Linked DNA regions of Homo sapiens: region 1 is linked to region 2. A link is a contact called in ENCODE Hi-C or POLR2A ChIA-PET data. All regions are on one chromosome and are shown on one strand. Each heading gives the region's core, a stretch centred on a gene start or an enhancer-like site at or near the end of the contact. The rest is flanking DNA. Distances are from core to core; before and after follow the strand shown.

The links. A loop is a pair of places that touch in the nucleus more often than their neighbours do. ChIA-PET counts read pairs that join two places held with the same protein, here RNA polymerase II (POLR2A). Pooled maps may share reads with other maps.
Region 1: a loop to region 2 is called in a map with no recorded cell type, with 15 times the contacts of the local background. The contact joins the promoter of MAT2A here to the promoter of KDM3A in region 2. A Hi-C loop is called at or near these places in 2 of 37 single-sample maps with no recorded cell type and 12 of 50 pooled maps. POLR2A ChIA-PET finds 5 or more read pairs at or near these places in 6 of 52 experiments (B cell, CD4-positive, alpha-beta T cell, CD4-positive, alpha-beta memory T cell and 3 more).

What each region holds. Positions count from the first base shown.
Region 1 is chr2:85,537,767-85,541,024 of GRCh38, forward strand. It overlaps MAT2A (methionine adenosyltransferase 2A), which reads left to right and starts at 1,402. Exons shown (of 9, transcript NM_005911.6): 1 at 1,402-1,612. The coding sequence starts at 1,522. It overlaps PARTICL (promoter of MAT2A antisense radiation-induced circulating long non-coding RNA), which reads right to left and starts at 1,120. Exons shown (of 1, transcript NR_038942.1): 1 at 1-1,120. RefSeq lists enhancers at 320-409, 810-1,019, 1,090-1,179 and silencers at 1,210-1,479, 1,660-1,989.
Region 2 is chr2:86,439,884-86,442,702 of GRCh38, forward strand. It overlaps KDM3A (lysine demethylase 3A), which reads left to right and starts at 1,488. Exons shown (of 26, transcript NM_018433.6): 1 at 1,488-1,561; 2 at 2,135-2,350. The coding sequence starts at 2,165. RefSeq lists enhancers at 557-1,100, 922-1,121, 1,202-1,281, 2,272-2,331 and silencers at 1,412-1,801, 2,022-2,071.

The DNA of each region.
Region 1 (3,258 bases), core at 152-2,651, 900 kb before region 2:
AGCAAATCCCACCTTTCCTCCTGCACCGACGGAGAGGATTGTTCTTGGGAATGCACCTTGTTCTACTGCCGCCAGCAGTAGGCAGCTGGAGACTGTTACTAGGGGTCTCCTTCACCTCCCCAGCGTAAAGTACATCCCATGCTAGGAGCAGGCCGTTCCCTGAGAACCTCATTAAACCCGGCGTTCTTGTCACGCGCTCCGCTCAGGGCCACCAGGCCACCAGCCCGACCAGACCTGCACCGAGGCCCAGCCCCAGAACAGGCTGCAGAGACCCCCGCCCCCAAGGCGGGCTCCCTCCAAACGGGACTCCATACTCCTTGCTGGCTCAAGTTTTGTTTCGCTCTTTTTCCCTGTAATTCCTTTATTGGGCAAAACTGGGACAAACGCAGGTGGACATTTTAAAGTGAAAGCTTCATGAAACAGCCCATTCCACGCCGTCAAGAGATCTGCTTAAGCACATTCAAGGGAACGAATAGCCCCCACCCACCAAAAAAGAAATGTTCGTTCCATATTCTCCTGAACAGAGGATTGAAACATCGATTCCCCCCCCCTTCAAAGGAACAGGAAGGCCACGGGGCAAGGACGGACTTGGGAGCGGCCTCCTTTCTCTCTGGAGGGAAAGGCTGGAGCGCTGCCTCCACTTTTAAGTCCACGAACCACGAAGGGTGAGGATCCCTCAGAAACTTTAGCGCAGGGGAGCGGGCAGGAGGGCGATTGTTTAAATCGATGGCAGCACCTTCATTAATCTGCTTTCCGGCCATCTTCAGCAGAGCCATTCACCAGGAAACGACTAGAAGGTGGGCCTGCGCCCCTCAGATATCCCGGGGCCGGCAACGAGCCGGGCAGGGACGCCGAAGGAAGGCCGTGAGGAGCCCTCGCTGGCCGGCCAAGATGGCCACCTTCACATGGCCGACCGCCACCGGCTCCCTGCCACCCGGCATCTAGAGGCGGGACGGCCAGAAAGACCCCAGCCGCAGCACAAAACCTCCGCGATTCCCGCCGCCTCCGCTGGGGGACGCGACCTCCGGGAAAGCTATCCCGGCCAACGGTCGGAAGGGAGGTGCCATGTCACCGCACAGGGGAGCGGGTCCAGCAAGCCCCAGTCGCTTTTTCTCCCACATCAAACAAGGAAGAGCAATCCCCCACGTCTCCTCGCGTCTGCATTTTTCTCCTAGCTCTAGCGGCTCAAGATAGCTGAACGGTCTCTGGAGGGCCGGATTGCCACGGCACCTCCCGCGGCCGCGCAGTGTGGTTCAGCCCGGACTCCGCGGGGCGAGCTGCCCTTCCTCCCCCGACCCCCGCGCAAGTGGTGCATTGGCGCGCGGCGCCGAGGGGCGGGGCCCGAGCCGGGCGCGCGCGGGCGCTGCTCTATAAATACCGGGCCGCACCGCCCGCTGCTTCGTTCGCTCCGCGCCGCCCGCCTGCTACGAGTAGAACGCTGTCCGCAGCTTGCGCATTTCGCAGCCGCTGCCGCCTCGCCGCTGCTCCTTCGTAAGGCCACTTCCGCACACCGACACCAACATGAACGGACAGCTCAACGGCTTCCACGAGGCGTTCATCGAGGAGGGCACATTCCTTTTCACCTCAGAGTCGGTCGGGGAAGGCCACCCAGGTGAGGGGACGGCCTGAAGCGAAGCGTGGGGCGGGGCAGAAGGCAGCGCCAAGGTCCGGCTGGCTGCGGCCGGCCGGTGGTGGGGCCCGCGCGGGTCGTCCTCGTCCGCCGGGTGATGGAAGAGCGGCGACCGCGCGCTTTCCTCGTGGCGCCGCCAGGGCCTGGCGCGTGGCCGCCGCTCCTCTTCCCCCTCCCCTCTCCACCCTTCCCTTCCCCCCTCCCTTTTCATTCGGTCGCGCGCCTAGGCATGCGGAAGGTTCCAGAAAACGTGAAGGGCGGGGGCTGTGGTCGCTAGTGAGTTCTGGCCGGGAAGGGAGGGCACTGTTAACCCCTCCCGGCCCTGCCGTCTGACAAACCTGGAGTGGGCGACCCGCCCCGCGTGCTCGCGTCCGGCCCTCGGGAGCGCGCGCCCCGCATTGCAGCGGCGACCACGTGTTTGCCGCATGTGGTATCTGGGCGAGGGGGAGCCGTGAGCCTCCCCGGCTGTCCTGGCCCTCAGTTTGAGGGGTGGGGGGCCTATGCCTTGGGACGTCGTCTGGCTCCACTGCCTCAGTGGTTAGGTCTTGACTACACACTGGAGAATACGCACATGCCCTTCGGCGGATATGGCCTTGCCTCCAAGGTGACGGCCTCTGACTAAATATAGCTCATGTCCAAGAAGGCAGTCCTTATTTGGACCCCTTGTGAAAAGGATGGGAAGCATGAATTAGGAGCTGCCATTGCTTTGGGTTCGCATTTAAAGTCTTCGGTGCAGGGTTTTACTTGAGGCTTTGTCCGCTCAACCGCCATTATGGGGATCAATTGGCACGTGAAGGAGGAGTAAAGCTATATTTCCAGGAACTGAAAATCTCAGCCTGAGCATATCGGCTAGTAAAGATGATTATTTGGCTCTTTTGGCTGTTTCTGCCCTTAGGATGACCGCAGTAGTTATCTATCTGGTGGCTTTAGGGTCTGGTCAGTTTACTGTGCCCATGATGAAATCCCACAAGTAACTTAGTGGTATGAGAGGACAAACCCAGGATCTTGATGAGTGCTGAAGGTTAGCTGTTACACCAGTTAGTAGTAGACCGAAGTTCAGAGCCTGCAGTCTGGCTTCCACATTATGTTTGGATTCTGTTTTAGGCGGTTATAGAAAATTCAGAAAAACGAACTTGAATTAGGGAGATATTTGTTCTCCCTCCTAACAATAGATGACAAAGCAGGGAGACATGGATTCGGAATACGTTTGAGCATCTTCTACACTGTTGAGCTTTTGTTTCCTGCGCAACTCCTAACAGCAAAATCAGATAATTGCCATTTTAGTCAGAAAATGCTTTTCATTTAATTGTTTAATCGAATTATCTTGTTGCTCATTATAATTGGTGTTCCTTAAGATTAGGGAAACTGGCCTACCTGTGGCCTCAGTTCTACCAGACTCCCAGGTGCAGAGGGGTTTGGTACAGTTGTGGAAGTGAATATGATATAGGGCAAATTCTGTTCTTTAAAGGATATAGGACTAACAGTTCACCTTTCTGGTGATTAGATTTATAATGCAAACTTTGAATTTTAGGAGGAAAGTGCAAACACAATGAATTAAGATGTATTAAGCATGTTTTTTAAAATCTCCAAAGATTTTACAGATAGTAACAGGGAGGGAGCTTGCATAC
Region 2 (2,819 bases), core at 238-2,737:
ATTTTAGCCCAGTATTTTCAAGCTTCCTGTTTTGTAAGCATTTGCTTATGGTCAATTTATAGCTGGATTGTCCTTTTATTCCCAACTGTCTTTTAAAACTTGTGAGTGAAATTAACCCATTTACATTTATTGTAAATACTGATGTTTGGACTTTTCACATGAAAAACATTTTTACCATATGTTCTGGTTTCTTTTGCTTATCTCGTTCCCATTTCTGCCTTCTTTCAGCTGGATAGGTTTTTTCTTCTCATTTAGCAGCCCCCTTCCTTTAAATGGTCTACAGATTATAAATCCAATTTAATTCTTGTTACTAACTTTAAAAACTTAAAATCACATTCAGAATATGTATATTGAAAATCAACATCCAGAGTTGATTTGCATCTATAATCCCTTATATGTTTCCAAACATTCTCTGATTATACGTTTCCACGCTTGTAAAATGGGAGGCATGAGTTCTTCTTAAGGATTAAATGTGATGTAATGTCAAACACTAGCCTTTATGAACATATCTTCAATTTCTTCATTCCATTTCTTTTTCATTCAATCAAAATACTTCAGGTCCAGAGCACACAATCACCTCTAAACTCCTTTGTCCTTCAAAGTCACCTTCTCTTTCATCTCTTCCATCATTCATTATGGCCTTCAACTACTTTAAATTTCTTTGTAAGTATCTGAATACCTTCTCAATCCCACTTTGGAGAAAAAAAAATCTCATTATACATTGTATTTAAAGGTCTCTTTTGCTCTAAATTTAATGAACGTCATTATCCAGTAACTCCACGCCTTTCTTCATTTATCCTTCAAAATGGCGGACTTTAGACGTTCCACGATCAGTACCACGTGCGCCTGCGCCTCCCGCAGCCATTTCGCCCAGCAGCCTAAGCTCGGCGAGGCGCCTGCGCACGAGCCTCCAGAGCACTATCGCTCCTCCCTCTAGCTGAGTACGCCTGAAACCGCACGTTCTCTTCCCTGCCCTCCCCCGCTAACCCTGCACCGCCCTCACCCTTTCCTGTGAGATTCTTCCGCCAAGTGGAAGGCTCATCTTCGGTCGACAGCCTACGCGGTTGAAGAACAATCCAGTAGGCACTTATAGCTCAGGGTCTCGCCATTCAGTCTTATCTATGCGCCACAGCAATTTTCCTCCGGGCCCCAAAGTTGATAACCGATTTCGCGGGACTTTTTTTTTGCATACTGTGAGGCAACAAATGGAAAGAATAGGCCTATGGCGGAGGGATCACTCGCTTATTCTCTGTGTACTTTAACCTAATGGGGGTCGCCCGGGAGTCGGAAGGGGGAGGGGAAAGGGAGGAGGCAGCCAAGGAATTGTTTTTTTCTCTGGCCCCGCCCTCGCCCGGGGGGCCAATGGTGATGATCTGTTTCCCCCGGAGCCTCGCCCAGCTCCTGTGTTTCAGCCAATGAGCGGCGGAAGCGGCTCCGAGGGGGGCGGGTCCGGGAGGCTGTGCGTGTCTTGTGAGAGCTCTTGAACCAAGTCAGCGCTGGAGTCGGCTAGGCGGCTGGAAACGGCGGCTGCCGCCGGTGACTCAGGGAGGCGGGAGGCGGGGTAAGAGCGCCGCGGCCTCGGCTGCGGGGAGAGGGGAGAGAAAGGTGAAAGCGCCGAGCGCGCGGCCCCGTCGCCCGTTGGCAGCGGCGCAGGCCCGGGAGACGGGCGCCCGGGGTTCGGGGCCGGGGAGCTGGGCGCCGGGGCGGGGCGGCGGGGCAAGTGCGGAATCGCGGGCTCGCCCACCCTCCCCCGTGGGGCCGCCCGGGGCGGGGACCCAGCCGCCCGGGACCGGCTCTCTGCACCAGGGGCCTTTTCTTTTCGGGGCTGGGGGCTGAGCACTTTCAAATCCACTCGAGCCGCAGATAATTTTTCCCTCACTCCCTCTGCGGTTGCGTTTGAGCTGTTAGAAAAGCCAAACTTGGGAGAGCGAGGGTCACGCGGCGCTGGGGCCCGGGTGTGTGGCGGGGGAGGGCGGCGGGGGGCGGGAGGGCGCAGGAGGGGGGCTCGGTGCGGGTCCGCCCGGGGCCGCGTCCTCGCGCGGGTTCGGCGCCCTCCGCCCGCCCTCCCTGCTGTCTCCGCCCGGCCCCCTCCCACCGGCCGCCCCCGTCGCATTTTGTTTTTGTGTTTTTGCAGGGAGGAGCTCTTCCTGCAGGCGTGGAAACCATGGTGCTCACGCTCGGAGAAAGTTGGCCGGTATTGGTGGGGAGGAGGTTTCTCAGTCTGTCCGCAGCCGACGGCAGCGATGGCAGCCACGACAGCTGGGACGTGGAGCGCGTCGCCGAGTGGCCCTGGCTCTCCGGGACCATTCGAGCTGTTTCCCACACCGACGTTACCAAGAAGGATCTGAAGGTACAGGCGGCTCCGGGCCTCTGCCACCGGACGTTTCGCAGTTACCGTGGTAACGCGACCATCGGTTCCCTCCTTCCGTTTTCTGAAAACGGAGACCAGAAAGTTGGCATATGATCTGAAGGTGCAGGAAGCTAGATCTTGAAAGTCTTTGGAATGGTTGTATAGAGCCGAGTTGTGTTTGGCCCACAGCTCCTGGCTGCCTGGCTTTAATAATGGGCTTAGGGTTGTTCAGACACGCTTCATTAATGCCGGTGCTGTGTCCCACCAGGACTGTCTCATCTTTACTGCAGAGGAGGAGGAGTATTTTTGTTAGCGTTAGGTAGGGCCTGTAAGTGACGTTTGGAGTCATTAAGAATTGAAGGTTAGTGCTTGGAAGTACTTTCAGCTGGTTTTGTTTGTTTGTTCCTGTTAATTTATTCACTCAACTTTTAAAAAAACTTTCAGACTTGTTAAAAATGAAGTGAGTGTA